Linked DNA regions of Mus musculus: region 1 is linked to region 2. The links are chromatin loops, found by intact Hi-C in ENCODE. Cell type or tissue: left cerebral cortex. All regions are shown on one strand.

Region 1 (8,000 bases), 280 kb after region 2:
TACAACAAAAAAAGGTATGTGAATCATGCCAGAGAAATCACTGTTAATGTGAGCTTGCTTCCTACCTGTAAAACTGCAGTAGTGGTGGTGCTTGCCTTTAATCCCAGCACTGAGAAGGAAGAGGCAGGAGGAACTCTGAATTTGAGGCCTGCTTGGTCTATAGAGTGAGTTCCAGACCAGCCAGGGATATTCAGCCATATAAATCATTTTGAAATTAATTATTGGATTAGTGTAGACTAGAATATGGTTACAGTATTTTATTCATAATGATATCCTGTTAATATTTCATAAAATATGTAGAAATAAATTACTTAAAAAATTCAGGTGGGGTGGCACATGACAGGCAGGCAAGTATCTGAGTTCAAGGCCAGTCTGGTCTATAGAACAAGCTCCAGGACAGCCAGGGCTAGACAGAGAAACATTGTCTTGAGAAACCCTGTCTCAAAAAAACCAAACCAACCAACCAAACAATATATTACTTATAAGAGTAATTACTGCTCTTCCAGAGGACCAGAGTTTGGTTTTGGATTTTTGTTTTGTTTGTTTTGTTTGTTTTGTTTTGTTTGTTTTTTTTTAAGTTACTGTGTCAACCCTCAGAACTCACTGGTAGACTATCTCCATATTTAAACTGTAGTACACCAATTCATAAAATGTCTCAAGTCACACAGTCTTGGTCCTATGACCTCCTAATATGACATTGAGGAAGACACCTGGATTTCCCGTGATGTTATTGTCCTACACGTGGAACTGCAGCACTGATAGAGCACACTGTTGATCCCAGCGCACGGGAGTAAGAGGCAGGCTGATTTCTGTGAGTTCTGAGGTCAGCCTGGTCCAAATAGTGAGTTCTAGGCCATCCAAGGATACATAGCAAGACCCTATCTCAAAAATAAATATAATAAATTGCCGTGGTATCTTTCTACCTTACATGTTTCAAGGATTACAAGGTATGCAATTTAGAGTCGTACCTGCTGCATGTCCATGCATCAAGTCAGCCATTCTACTGCTGTGATGATGACAGCTTTAAGTGCACTTGTCACCACATTCCCAGTGTTCATAAGCTTTTAGAGGTGGGGTTTCTACCTATAATTAGCATAAAACTACAAACTGCATAGAGACTGCCTAGCTGTCTTAGCTGCTTTTCAGTTGCTATGACAAATCACCGTGACCAAGGCACTTTATAAAAGAACCTGTCTAATTTGGGGACTCGCAGTTCTAGAGAGTTAGAATCTATGACCTTGTGGCAGGGTGCATGGCAGCAGGCAGGCAGGCATGGCACTGGAGTAGTAGCTGAGAGATCACAACACAAGGCAGAAAGACCTGACTGGGAATGACTTGGGCTTTTGAAACTTCCGAGCCTGTAACACCTCCAACAATGCCAAACCTCTTAAATCTTCTAAAACAACTGGAGACCAAGTATTCAAATACATAAGCATGTGGGAACAATTCCCATTCAAAGCACAACACTAGACAATTACCACAGCTCTTACTTTAAAAGTCTTCTATAACAGAGTATTTTTGAAGTTATAGGTGCTAGCTTCATAAATTGTTGTTGCTCTCCTTTATTAATTATGTGCTGGGGGCTGGGGAGAATTAGATTTCAGAAGCAGAGAAAGACCTCCTTCTCAAGCAGTTGAGTGGTAGACTACAACATCTAAACAGATTACGCCAGGAAGCTCTGGACCTAGAAATACAGATGGAAAAGCAAAGAAAAGAAATTGCCGAAAAGCATGAAGAGATCAATACCGTGCAGCTAGCCACAGACAGCCTGGATCCCAAAGACCCAAAACATGTAAGTAAAATGGGAAATCTTGACTAGTTCCACGGTCTCCGTGGAACTGCTACTTTATATCTGTGTATAGATAGTATTTGCCTTACCATTTTAATAGCAGAATCCTTTCTGAAAGTTTTCATTTGCTATACAGATTTAAGTTAGAAAAAAAAATATTATTCATATACAAATAATTATATTTTATTATTTATATTTATTAATTATATATGTAAATTATTTGTATATGAATAAATATAATTAGATAGAAAGATATGAATGTATTCATATCAAACATTTATATCCAAAATGGAACCACCTAGTCTTGAACAAATTGGTTTTCAATAAATGAAGGCTACATGACACACTGGGGTTAGTGGCTGATTTTTGTAGTATTCTAGAGCAAGAGAAACTTTCTTCAAGGTGCTCTGTAAATTGGTCTCCTAAAGACAGGAAGTGCTGAAGCAAGGTCAGAGGACTTCTGTACCTCTTTAAGTTTTCATGCAGATAATCCACAAACGTTGTTTGCTGGTTCTATTTATTTTGTCCTTAAAAAGAAAACATTTCTCTAGAGTTTGCCATGATGTGTTGTGAAATAAAGATGAGTGAACGATAGGGTTAGACTCTTGTCTCTTTCTGTCAATCTATACCCTAGTTAATCTTACTAATGATGTATATTTTAGCCACTATTTCCTTTATAATTTACTGTCACAGGTGGAATTGTAAAGTTATAATAAAAAAAATGAAGATCTCTGGAGTAACAGGAATCAGAATGTAATGTGATAAGGACAGTGCACTAGAAATGCTCTAAGTACTTGTCAGATTTCTCTTTTAACATCAGTTTTATATGTTTGTATGTATGTACCTATAAATAGAGGCCATGTAATTTTGACAAGGATAAACTAATTGTTGTAGGTATAAAATATCTTCAAAAAAGAAGCCTAAGCCTTGGTATTCTTACTGAAAGCATTATTTTATTTGTGTGCGTCCATGCGTGTGTAGTGTACATTTGTGTGTGCACATAGCATCATGTGTATGTGGAGGGTAGAGGTCAATGTCCATTGGCATCCTCACTTGTTTTCTGTTTATATATATATTCATTCATTCATTCATTCATTCATTCACTCATTTTTGAGACAGGATCTCTTATTGAGTCTGAAGCCAATTAATTGAGCTAGGTCAGGAGCTTCAGCAGTTGGCTTTTGTCCCCTCCACCTAACCCACACTGGGGTTCTATGGTCTTGCTCTGTGCCTGCCTTACAGGAGGGCTGGGCATCCAGATCAGCTCTTAGGCTTATATGCCCACCTCCCCAGGTTATTCTCAAGAATTTTTGTCAGATGAAAAATCAGAGATTTTTAAGTCCTGTAATGTATAACAGTCAGTAGTATCTTACTATATTATATTTACATATTAAGTCTTCCGTCTGTGAAAGGGTTGCCATGACAATAGAAAACTATATCCCCCAGAAGGCAAGAATGAAGCAGCTTGCTGGTCCTGAGTCAGATTAAAGCCACAATTGTGTTTGCTACAGCAAATGACCATGGCATTCTAGGCATAAGGGGAAATTAAGTTTCCCTGTATTTCTGAGCAGTATCACATAGAGGAAAGGGCTAAAGAGACCTTTTGTTTTGTTTTTGTTTTGTTGTTGTTGTTTTGGTTTGGTCTTTCTTTGAGACAAGGTTTCTTTGTGTAGCCTTGGCTGTCCTGGAACTCAGATCCATCTGCCTCTTCAGTACTGGGATTAAAGATGTACCATCACCTCCCTGTTTTTTGTGTGTTCTTTTTTGTTGTTGTTGTTGTTTTGTTGTTGTTGTTTTGAGGGATGTGCCTCAAGACAGGGTTTCTCTGTGTAGTCTTGAGGGTTGCTAGGTAGGAGTAAGGCACACTGACCAAACTCCAGTCCTGATACCACAGCACAGTTCTCAAGGTTTTCACTTGCAGAGGGTAGAATTGTGACTTAGGAAAACTCAATTACTTGCCCCTCAGCACTCTTAGGAAGGGATGGAGCCCTTGCTTAAGTTATTACAACAACCCTCTCCTTACAAAAGGATTTTTAAAATCCAAAAATGAAAAATGAAATCTTAGCTCAGAACCAAGCCTATTCAGATTTTTAAAAAATACATAAACATTTTATTAGGTTTCAAAAGGGGAAATGGCGTTTAAAAGTCGAATCCCGTTTTATTTACCAAGTTTTCCCAGCTAGAGGAACAATTGTCAACTGCAAACACAATGAAGATCTGTCCTGCTTTCCTAGAGGGAATTGGAGTGATCTTTCAGCCTTTGGGTGTGATTGGCCCTCGGGAGCTTCCTGTGTTTTGATTTAAAGTTGCAGGCGGGGCCTGACCACAGAGACTGCTGGTGACTGGACTAGCTCGCTGTCACTCATGCTTGACTAGGCCCATAGTTTGAGGCGCTGGGAAGTTACTTGGGCACGGAGGCGCTTGCCAAGATGTGGCTGTCAGAGAGGGAAGTGCACATGAATTTGAAGACAGACTTAGAAAGCTTTGCGCAGCCTGTTTTTGTTCCCCACGGCTCTGTCATAACAGGAAAGATTCGGAGTTAAGGTATGGTCGTTCCTCTGTGTATAAAGAAAGGGCTTGGACGGAGGAGGAGCCAGATCTGTAAGTTCCTGTTTGTTCACAGTAACTCTTTTGTGAGCTCCACCGCTGCAGAAGAACCGCAGGAACGGCCGTGGCGCCGCGTGTTTCACACACAGCAGTGCCGTCTTCTGAACCACATGTTTGCCCTGCGTATAGAGGTTGCAGTGCACTTTTAACAGCGAATTTTAAGCTGTTGATTAAGAGGACAGTAGAATTTTTGTTCATTCTTGAGCCACAAAAGTGTTTGGTGTACTATTAGGATATAAACTCTTACCTACCTACAGTAACTGTTGTAGGAAAGATTTAAGATGGGTATGTGGGGAGTGGGAAAAGGTGATTCGAACACCCCGTCAAATCTACCACCTGTAAAATAACAGCTGGCCTCAAAGGTGGCGGTGGCCACTCATTTGCTCCCCATTTGAGGGGGGGGGGGTACCTCTCAAACTAAGCTCTTTCTTGTAGAAGCTAACATGTCTTAGGCTTGGAAACAGTAGCACTTGTTGCTCGGGCTCTAACTGTTCTCCTAATGAGTTTTCCCTCAGTTATTGTTCTGTTCTTCTGATCCTCTTGGATAAGGTTGGAGTCTTGGGAGCCTTGAGGGGAAGGAAGGCAGATGTCTCTCTCGGGAATTATTTTGTCTCCAAATGAACTGTTGCCTAAGGAAACCAGTCAAGACATTTGATTGACGTGAGATTCAGGCTTACATTTCTGAAGTGGAAGGTTAGACTAGATCATTTGCTCTCTGTTTTCCTCAGCACACCTGGGGGAGATAATACATTCCTGTCACTTAGCAGTGGCTCCATGATATCATAATTGTCAGGGCACAGGAACAAGAGGGTGTGTGGGCCAGAGCGCGGAGAGTGTAAGGGGTATGCCTCCCAGGGCCCTACAAATGAATTCCTGCTGGGATAAATGATTTTTGAGCTTCCTCTCCATTCCCAGATAATTATATCTAAGAACAAAATGTTTGAATGAATGGAAATAGAAAATAAATTTGAATCCCATGTGTTTATTGATCTGAAGTCTCCATTTTCTCCAAGCCTACCTGAGAAACCTTTTAAAAGTATAATTAAATGCTATTTCTTTCAAATTAAAAAGACTTTAGTTATTTACTATAAAACTCCCAACCTAAAATTTTTGTAAATTTTAAAAACTATAAGTAAAATCTCTTAGAGTCCTTATACATAAATATAATGCCTATTTATACTTTGAAATTATCTTTGGATGTTCCCTGTAAATATGCTGTCAGTGTAACCAGTGTTCTGAAAACCTTTTTTAAAAAAGACATATTTTAATGCTATGCATAAAACACTGAAATTTCTATATTGTGCCCTTGAAAAATGGCTTATCCTCCCTGATCGGCTCTGTGTTCTCATCTCATCTCGGATCACCCTAAGGTTAAACAAGAACCATCTATATGAAAGTTCTAAAGGGCCTAACTCAGAGCAGATGAAATTGTCACACTTTATTTTCAATACTGGTTTTTAAAATGTTGCTAAGAGTTATTATTTTCAATAGTGTTAAAATTTTGGGTTGTATTGATGATTTTTTTCCCTGAAATTCAGTCCCACATGAAAGCCCAGAAGAGGGGCAAAGAACAGCAGCTTGACATTATGAACAGACAGTACACACAGCTCGAAAGCCGCCTGGACGAGATACTTTGTAGAATTGCCAAAGAGACTGAAGAGATCAAGGACCTTGAACAGCAGCTTACAGATGGTGAGAACTCAAGTGTGATTTAGGGTAAATAGCTTCAGGGCACACAGAAGATGCTCACACGGACAATCCAAGACTTGGCTGGATACAGTTCAGCTCTTTTTACTAGTGTTCGATGGGGAATTTTGGCTGAACATACCCAAAAACATTTAGTGAAATTTAAAGTATTTTGTATTATTATGGTTTGTTACGTTGATGACCAGTGAATCAGGCTTCAGTAGGGAAGAAATCAAGCTGATCAGGAAAAGCTTGGTCAGTGATTGCCTTCTGTGGCATACAGTCCTTTCAGGAGCCCGTTGACGTTAGGAAACTCATTGTGAGTTATAGAAGGTGTATAGAAAGAAGGCAAATTTAAATAGCATTTTCAGAGTAGAGGAAGAGGGAAGTAAATCAGGTGTGTGACGGAGCCTGAGCTCCAGGTAAGGAAAGGTTCCATCCGTTGATCGTCACCTTCAGTTTGTCTCTGCCTTGATAAATAGTTGTTGAGAGAGGCTTTTTAAAGTTTTCATAAAAGTATCCTGTAAAATAGCATGTGTCAGCATACACTTTTTAAGTACTTAACTAAAAATGTATGTATGTGTTTGTTATGCCTGAAGTATGTCTATGTACCATGTGCATGCCGTGCCCATGGAATCTGTAAGAGAATGTTGGATCCCCTGGAACTGAAGTTACAGACCGATGTGAACCTTCATGACAAGAAGCCAGTTACTCTTAACTGATGGGCCATCTTTCCAGTCCCTATGATAGCTTTTTACCCTTCAGGGTATATATATTTATGCTGCCAGTCTGAGATTCGTGTGAGTCTTATATATTGACTGGTTTTGTATTGTGTATTCAGGAAGAACTCATAGTTTTATTATACTTTAATATTATTTCTTTCTTTCTTTCTTTCTTTCTTTCTTTCTTTCTTTCTTTCTCTCTGGGTTTTTTGTTTGTTTGTTTGTTTTGTTTTGTTTTGTTTTTTGACACAGATTCTCTATGTATCCTTGGCTGTCCTGGAACTTGCTCTGTAGCCCAGGCTGGCCTCAAACTCACAGAGATCCACTTTCCTCTGCCGCCTCCCACATGCTGGGATCAAAGGTGGGTAGTACTACCACCCAGCAATGCCTTTTTTCCTATTTTAGAAAAAATTAAATTTTACAGCATTATTCAGGCATTCTGTAAATATTTGTCATAAGTATGCTTGTCTTATTTATGCATACTTGTACAATATTCCTGTATTATAGGAAATATATTATCCTATTTTCAAAAATTAGATATATAAGAAACTTAGACTTTCACTGTGGGCTAATAACCAATCACTAAAGAGACAAAATACTTCTAAAATACATATTACCCCTCTGTTTTTATCATGCATAGGCCAGATAGCAGCAAACGAAGCTCTGAAGAAGGATTTAGAAGGTGTCATCAGTGGGTTGCAAGAGTACCTTGGAACCATCAAAGGCCAGGCAACTCAGGCCCAGAATGAGTGCAGGAAGCTACAGGATGAGAAAGAGACATTGCTGCAGAGACTGACAGAAGTCCAGCAGGAGAAGGAGGAACTTGAACTCATTGCCATGGATGCAGAAAATATGAGGAAGGTAAGACTTGCTTTTCTGCTTTTTGAGCTTCGGAAGTAAATGACGTATGTCAAATTCACTTAGAAACGGGTCATCAAATAACTGAAGAATATGAACGTGTGTCTACCCAAAATGCTGTATCAAATGTTTATGTTGGGTTCATGGAGCAAAATTATAGGAATACCATGGTTCATCTTACTGTTATTACTTGATAACTGACATTATTTACAGCTAATAGAACATGAGTTACGTTACACCTTTCATCTTCTGCTCATCCTCATTGCTTTGAGGATTTCCCTATGTTGTTTTAACGACCTGTTTTAGATAAAATCTTACTATGTAGCTCAGGCTGGCCT
Region 2 (8,000 bases):
CCACAGTGTCTCACAACCACCGGTAATGAGATCTGATGCCCTTTTCTGGTGCATCTGAAGACAACTACAGTGTACTTATTTATAATAATAAATGAGCAGGGTCAACCAGAGCAAGCAGCGGTCCTAAATTCAATTCCCAACAACCACATGAAGGTTTACAACTACAGTGTACTCATATATTTACATAAATCTTTTTTTTTTAAAGAAACAACAAAGCAGAATGAGTATACACACCATACACTGGAGAGAGGGGACTCCTTTGAATCTTGGAATTACATAATTAAGTCAACAGTGTGACTTGGGATGGTGGCTGGCAGCAGTGGGAGGAATTACCATTTAATAGACATAAAACTTTAGTTTTCAAAGATAGAGTTTTGGAGAGGGACAGCAATAATCACTGTATAACACATATATAATGCTACTGAAAAGCACACTTACAATAGCTATATTTTATTTTACCACGTGAATTACATGTGTGTGTGTGTATATATATGTGTGTGTGTGTGTGTGTGTGTGTGTGTGTGTGTGTGTGTGTGTGTGTGTGTATGTATATATATATAATCTTACTGCAACCAAAGTTAAGGGAAAAAAACCTAACATCATGAATGCCATTAAAATAAGTCAGGTATAGGCTAATTTGTGATACTGGTCATATAGAAATGATCAGTGTGGAAAAGGAAACGCAGCTGGACCAGGACTCCAGTCATTCGAAAGTCAGGTTACAGGAAGGGATGACTTAGCTACCTCAGCACAGCCTAAAAGAAACACGTCCTGGTTCTAGTGCCACTGACAGGCTGGAGCAACACCCCCTCCCCCCAAGTCTTTTTTGTGTGTCGAGAGCTTTGCTGTTTAGATATAAACATTGGTAAAACAGTGACATGGCATGTTAGTTGGTACACGCTGTCCCTTCTCTTCTGACTTTGGACATCAGGAGCCAGAGAGTCTGACTACATCAAGACTAGACTTAATAGGTCTGAAGAATCAGCCCAGCCCTCAGTGATGATGACCCACCAATGGATAAAATGGTAACAAAGGAAACTTTCTGGTTAGGGCATTACACTTCCTTCCCTGTCACCACAACATGGTAACAGTGACACACAGCCGGAATACCAACGCCAAACAAGTTTGGATTTATTTTATTTTCAAAGGAAAAGTAAGAAATATTATTCAAACTATTATTCCTTATATACAAATAATATAATTCGATGATTCTAAATGACTTATTTTTTAGAGACTACCCAAGATACCCAAGATTTTGAGGCAAAAATCAGGTAAGGAAAAAGAAAATGTGGTTGAGAGAATCCAGAATCATTTTGGCTTCATTTTATTTTTTAAAAATGTCATGAGTGTGCCCATGGAAACTTTGAGAAAACAAACCTCGACCTTGCAGCAGAGACTTTGGCAGCCAGAGGACTCGGGGAAACACGAGCACTCTCAGGCTCCTACTGCTTTTACAAGAGCCGAGTCTACACAGCATTAAGTAGGGACAACACTGCTGATGGTGAGGCTGTGCCTGGGAAGACAGACGTCCTGTGGTGTGGAGCACGGATGGAATCGTGTGCCTTGGGAAATTCTGCTGTTTTAGGTGGAAAGGGATCAGTCAGCCCCTTCTACTGCTGTTGTGGCAACAGGTTTCACATAGTATGGACCTTCACTTAGGTACGCTCTGAGCCTCAAATAATTTGAGTTCCCAAAGATCTCTGCAACTGTCTTGGAATTGGCAAGTGCTTTTACCAGTTCATATTTGGCATCCTTTGAAGCTTTGTCATGTTCCACAGACCGGTCCATCACAAACTCTACAAAACCTGGACTGTTAAACATAAGTCTCTGAGCCCAGGGCTGGTCTGCAATAGCCTGAAAGTGAAGGCAGAAAGAGAATACAACTTATAGTTAAGTTCATGAGCAGACAACATAATACTTAAGAGATAAATGTGATAGCACAAACCTTAAATGCATCTCCCTTTGTCCAAGTAAACAGATTCCTGAGAAACATTTTTTAAAATTCTCTAACTAACTAAAAGTTTCGTATGGGGCTGGAGAGATGGCTTGGCACTGACTGCTCCTAACTGAGTTCTGAGTTCAACTCCCAGCAACCACAGGGTGGCTCACAACCATCTGTAATGGAATCTGATGCCCTCCTCTGGTGTCTGAGACAGCCACAGTGGCCCTTTAATACAATCCATCATGTTGTAGTGACCCTCCAACCATAAAATTATTTTTGTTGACACTTCATAATTGTAATTTTGCTACTGTTACGAATCATAATGTAAATGTTTTAGGAGACAGATTTGCCAGTGGGGTTGCAACCCACAGGTTGAAAACTGTGGGCTGCTGAAATGGCTCAGCTGTTAGAAGCACCGACTGCTGTTCTGGAGGTCATGAGTTCAAATCCCAGCATCCTTATGGTGTATTCACATACATACAAAAAAAAAAAAAAGGGCCGGGCGTGGTGGCGCATGCCTTTAATCCCAGCACTCGGGAGGCAGAGGCAGGCGGATTTCTGAGTTTGAGGCCAGCCTGGTCTATAAAGTGAGGTCCAAGACAGCCAGGACTATACAGAGAAACCCTGTCTTGAAAAACCAAAAAAAACCCCGAAAAACAAAACAAAACAAAAAAACAAAACAAAAAAAAGAAAGAAAGAAAAAAGATTTGTGAACTACCATGTGGTTGCTGGGAATTGAACTCAGGACCTTAGGAAGAGCAGCCAGTGCTCTTAACCGGTGAGCCATCTCTCCAGCCCCTTAGCTATAATTTTATAACCACTGTATTTATGGTGTGGCTCCCTCCATAGATGGGAAGTTTGAGAAAGGGCCCACCGTCTCACATCAGGGGAAACTTGTGTATGAGAACCAGGATCATTTATCGCCACTGTACCAGACTTAGTAGTTCCTGCACTGGAGCCACTTCTTGAATAATTAAGAGGTTCATAAGCAAAGTTAGCAGTGCTGAGGTCAGTTGCCACAGCAAAGGTCAGAGGTGAGAAACCAGCAGCCCGGCATATCCAGAGCACGGAGTGCCAAAAGGGAGTGTAGGAGTCAAGGCTAAAGCTGAGCAGAACTTGAGGAGCTGGGTCAACCTGTGATGCAATAGCAGCTGGTTTAAACCTCAGACAGTAGTGAACACCCCTTACTGACAACCCGTTGGCACGAGTCTCTCTCAATGGCTCCTGAAGCAGCAGGGTAGAAACTACTGCGTGCACAGAGGCTAGCTCACTCTAGTGCTCCGTGTTGAGCTGGCAGTCACAGAAGGATCTGAGGAGAAAAGGTACCTACTGTGAAAACTTTCAAGGCAGCACAGTGTAGCTCCGGGAAGGGCTGGTTACTGATACCACGGAAAAGCTCCAGGGAGTCTCGAGACATGGAGGAAAACCAGGATTCTGTCATTCCCAGGAAGTCATCAGTCTGCTGCTCAGGCTGCAGCACAGAAAGGAAATGCCCATGGCAAGGTTACCACAGCCAGAGAAAAGCCCGTGCCTGAGTCAGGAAGCCTTGGATAAATGGCATTCTGTGAGCCCCTTGGAGAGAACCCATCTCTCAATCCAGGCCAGAAAGCTCCCATCTTTGTTGGACGGGATGAACTACTCACTAGGACTCCTCCAGTTCTATTACTCTGTCATTCTATGTTACACTTAAGATATGGACGGTGATGGCACACGCCTTTAATCCCAGCACTTGGGAGGCAGAGGGAGGTGGATTTCTGAGTTCGAGGCCAGCCTGGTCTACAAAGTGAGTTCCAGGACAGCCAGGGCTACACAGAGAAACCCTGTCTCGAAAATAAAAAACACAAGCAGACAAACCAAAAGATATGAGTAACCGAGCTGCTGATGGCTCAGCGGGTAAAGCCCTGGCTGTGTGAGCCTGACAGCCCGAGTTCAGTCCTCAGGTGTCATATAGAGTAGGAGAGAACTGACTCCATCAAGTTGTCCTCCGATCTCCACATGTGCACTATGGCACGTGTGCCTATACATATGCACATCTCCTGTAACCCCCTTCTCTCACTCACGATGATAGATTTCGGGAGTGAGAAGGGGTTATGGGTAAGCTAACTAAGACTAAAGAAGCAGCCCCCACCCCCAAGGGACTCTGATCCCTGCATGAGTGGACAATGCTGTTCCCAGAGGAAATGGGCTAGTAACTGAAAACCCCAGCGACTCCCTACAGTTGGGAGGTCCCAGAGAGCACCTCCCCTATTAAAGCAGGTTATGCCTGTTGCTCTTAGCTGTCCATCATAACTAAATGATAACCCTGGAAAACTTCTTCTAAGCTGCCTAGCTTCCGCAGTACCATAAACTGCTCTCTGCAGGATGCAGGGGAGCAAAGACATCAGTGTTCTTGCCCAGTGCTGGACCTGAACGCTGTGCCCACTTGCGATGACTGTTATGAGGAGAACCAAGCACCTGACTGGACTGAGGCCTGCTCCATAGGACAGCATTCAGGCTTGGTACCGTAAAGCTGCAACTCCAGTTCTAGGGGTCTGAGCCCTCTCCTGGCCTCTACAGGCACTGCACACAAGCGCTAAACACCCATACCCATACCCATACCCATACCACACCACACCACACCACACCACACCACACCACACCACACACCACACCACACCACACCACACCACACCATACCATAAAATGACCCATGGCTGTGGAAGTCAAAGGTCTTAGAGGGGCACCTCCTATTGTTGTTTTGCTAGCTGCTCATGTTTATATTTAGATTTGTGAGGCTTTCAGCCTTGGTCAGAGATGCTTCTTTTTGCAATGGGCAGTGACTGGGAATAAGTGACTTTAATATTGCCTATAGTGACACATCTGTATCAATCCCCTGCTTCTCAAGGCTCAGGGAACTCTGAAGACGAGAGGGCAGAAAGAATTTAAGAGCTGAAGATGAGAGGAGTGCTTGAGATGGCTAGCTGCTGTGGTTCCCTGCACAAACTTAAGCCAACCAAAACCCCAATGCAGCCAAGGAAGAGCTAGAGGAGTTGACAGCAGCCAGGGAGGAAGGGGGAGTCTTGCATGTGTGGCCATGACCTCAAACCCTGTGCATATGGGCAGCACTAATTACATAATAAGAAAGAAAGCAGATAGTCATGAGGTTGGAGAGGACATTGGAGGAACAGGGAGGGGACACTGGAAAGGAGTGGACACAATCAAATGTATGCATACGTGTATGCAACTCTTGAATAAATTGAAAAATACCCTTACAAAGTTTTCATGTCCCAGTAACATAGTGAAGGTAGCTCTCACTCTCCTGGAACTCACTCTGTAGACCAGGCTGGCATTGAACTCAAGAGTACCTGCCTCTGCCTCCCAAGTGGTGGAATAACCACTGCCCTGCTTTGTTTTGTTAGGTCTTGAGCCAGGGTTTCTCTCTGGAGCCCTGGCTGGCCTGGAACTCAGAAACTACTAGTGCCATGCCGATTCGTCCTCCCAAACACAGACAGCCCGCTGCCCTTCATTAACTTCCCCGTGTACTTACCGATAAATACAGGAGAGAGGAAACTGCATCCAAGCACCTAATCTTCAGCTCCGTGGAAGCATTCTTTGCTTGATATCCTACTCTCATGAGGACACGTTCAAAGCGGGTTCCTGTGAAGGATAAGGTGACACATTAAACCCAACCAGTGCTGCCCATCTCGTTCATACTGCTGTGCTCCACCACCACCATCCTTCTCAACAGCCCAACCTGAGACGAGGTCCCAACAAGCAAACCCCACCCTCCCTTCTCTCTCCCTGGTGCCTGATCTCGGCTTTCTGTTGCTATGAACTTGACCTCCCTATGTGCTTAACATAAGCTTGTCTGTGAATCGTGCAGTACCTGTTCTCCATGCCTGGCCCTCTTGTTTTAGCAAAATGTCTTTAGACCGCCTCTGTGCTGCAGCTTCTGTCACAGCCTCACACTTTCACACACATGTAACTCATTCATCCACCACGTACATTATGGGGTTTAAATTGCTTTGAGCAGATAGATACTGCTCTACACAGGAGTATATAGACACTGCTTGAACCTTTGCTTGCCATATTGTATTCCAGAGTTGCTGGCTCATACGCTAGCTCTGTTTTAATTTTTCTGTGGAACTTCCATACTGTTTTCTAACATCTGAACACTTGTTATGCTTAGAAGAAAATAAAGGTAGCGGCTACCCTCATGGGTACGAAGTGAAAAGCAATGGACGCTCAGCACGGTAAAACATTACGGAGGAGTGCAGTCAAAGGTTCCAACCTGCACAGGCTCGGAAGGGTCTCGACACAAAGTGTTCCTTCTGACTCTCTCTGTGCTTCTGAAATACTCAAAACCCTGAAGAAGCTGCTGCTGTGCTATTTTGATAAATGAGGAACGTGACCAGAGAAGTTATGTAAATGAAATTCATACAGCTTCCGTCAGTGTAGAAACTCGAACACAACATGAGCAATGCCATAAAATTAAGGAAAATGTTAGCAGCAAACCACATGGTTCTTGTTGGATGAAAGCCTACATATAGTAAGGAGCAAAAGCCACAGCTTTCAGTACTAATCACAAGACTCTGGGAGGCAAGTTCATGTTAGGGATAAGAAGACTGTCGCCTGCAAAAGTAGTTTCTAGAACAGTTATCCCACCAGCAGATGAACCTGAACATGAAATCCTGGCCCAAAATATGTCTTACAAAAGCCAAGTCAAGTCACACCAACCTGTCTTCTGTAAAACTTGTTTTCCTTCAACACTGGATCCCAGGATTCCAACTGTGTCGACAGCGACACCAATCATGGTGGGGTCTTGACTATCCGCCATTTCAAACACCTTCTCCAGAAAAACAGGGTAGCGCTCACAGATCTGCTGAGGACTATCCATGACGGCCAGGTTTCCAAAAAACTTCACAAATCCTAAAAGATTTACAAAAATAGACGTTAGGAGAAGGATAAGAAACACAAGTTGGGGGCTCCATGTTTCCACAGGAATTATCAGTAACTGTAGGCAGCAGGAGGAGACAGATAAGCACTGTGCTGCCTGCAGCGGACAGCTAAGGAGATTCAAAGACCCATCTGTGTGGTTCCAAGAACGAAATTCCCCAAGGTGTCAACGGAGCTTGAGGGGAGAGGCAGAGAACTATCTGTGTGTTACAGGTCAGCTTGGTCTATAGCCAGGTAGGGAGAGAAGGAAACGGAGGAGAGAGAGACAGGGAAGGAGGGAGGAAGAGAGAGAACATAGGCACACCAATGGATACCAATGACAGGGAGTGATTGCACCAGGTGCAATCACTGTAAACTTCAGCAGACCACCTCAAGGGGCATTACCCTCAGCTACTCGAGTGTGTGAGGAAGACTAATCAACCCGACCTGGAGTGAAATGGGCGGGGTGAATCCTCCTCATCTCACCGCACAGAATGCACAGATCTGGACTCGGTGCACGGCAGCATACTGGTATATTGGTATTCTGATTTATTTCTCACTCAACTGTTGATTTTTTGAGAGATGGTTTCTCTGTGTACTTCTGGCTGTCCCAGAATCACTGTAGACCAGGCTGGCCTTGAATGCAGATATTTGACTGCTCCTGCCTCCCAAGTGCTGGGATTAAAAGCATGCACCACCACACCTGGCTCTCACTGAATTTTTAAAGAAAACCATCTAATGCTGTAGAGTGCCCATGTTTTCATAACATCAGTCCACAGTGCAGTTGTCCCAGTACAACAGATTCCACCTCATTAAGGGACTCTTAGTGTCTTTTGTTTTTATTAACTTTTCAAACTAACAAAAAAACAAAAACCAAAAAATTCTGTACACAGCTGTTATGTACATCATGTCTGGAAATATATTTGTATTGTATACTGGACAAATTAAGCAAATTAATATACGTACTATGTTGTTTGTGGTGAAAACACTTAAGTCTCTTCTAAGCACCACTTAAGAGAGCACACAGTGTAACAGTCATGACCCTGTCCTTATTTCTGGCAGTTTGGATGCCTGCACTCCCACCGTCACAGCAAGCCCTAATATCCTCTAATCATCAACCTATTCCTGGGTTCAACTTTGGATT

The links. Peaks named below come from ENCODE experiments on the same cell type or tissue, not always from the same donor. Only the 100,000 strongest peaks of a DNase experiment are listed, where the experiment ranks them.
Region 1: it touches region 2 in a loop (2.0-fold over the local background); 1 of 42 quality-filtered maps calls a loop at or near these places.

The regions. Positions count from the first base shown.
Region 1 is chr2:35,128,024-35,136,023 of GRCm38, forward strand. Cntrl (centriolin) reads left to right here. Exons shown (of 44, transcript NM_001379274.1): 10 at 1-14; 11 at 1,598-1,792; 12 at 5,935-6,088; 13 at 7,445-7,665. Among named protein-coding and RNA genes, the nearest start is that of Cntrl, 23 kb to the left of the region's middle. In left cerebral cortex, a CTCF peak has its summit at 4,215; a DNase peak (open chromatin) is centred at 4,138; H3K4me3 peaks cover 1,144 bases; H3K27ac peaks cover 784 bases.
Region 2 is chr2:34,850,980-34,858,979 of GRCm38, forward strand. It overlaps Psmd5 (proteasome (prosome, macropain) 26S subunit, non-ATPase, 5), which reads right to left. Exons shown (of 10, transcript NM_080554.2): 7 at 6,659-6,850; 8 at 5,469-5,578; 9 at 3,273-3,413; 10 at 1,110-1,854. The coding sequence ends at 1,597. Among named protein-coding and RNA genes, the nearest start is that of Psmd5, 16 kb to the right of the region's middle. In left cerebral cortex, a CTCF peak has its summit at 4,460 (motif pointing left); a DNase peak (open chromatin) is centred at 6,395.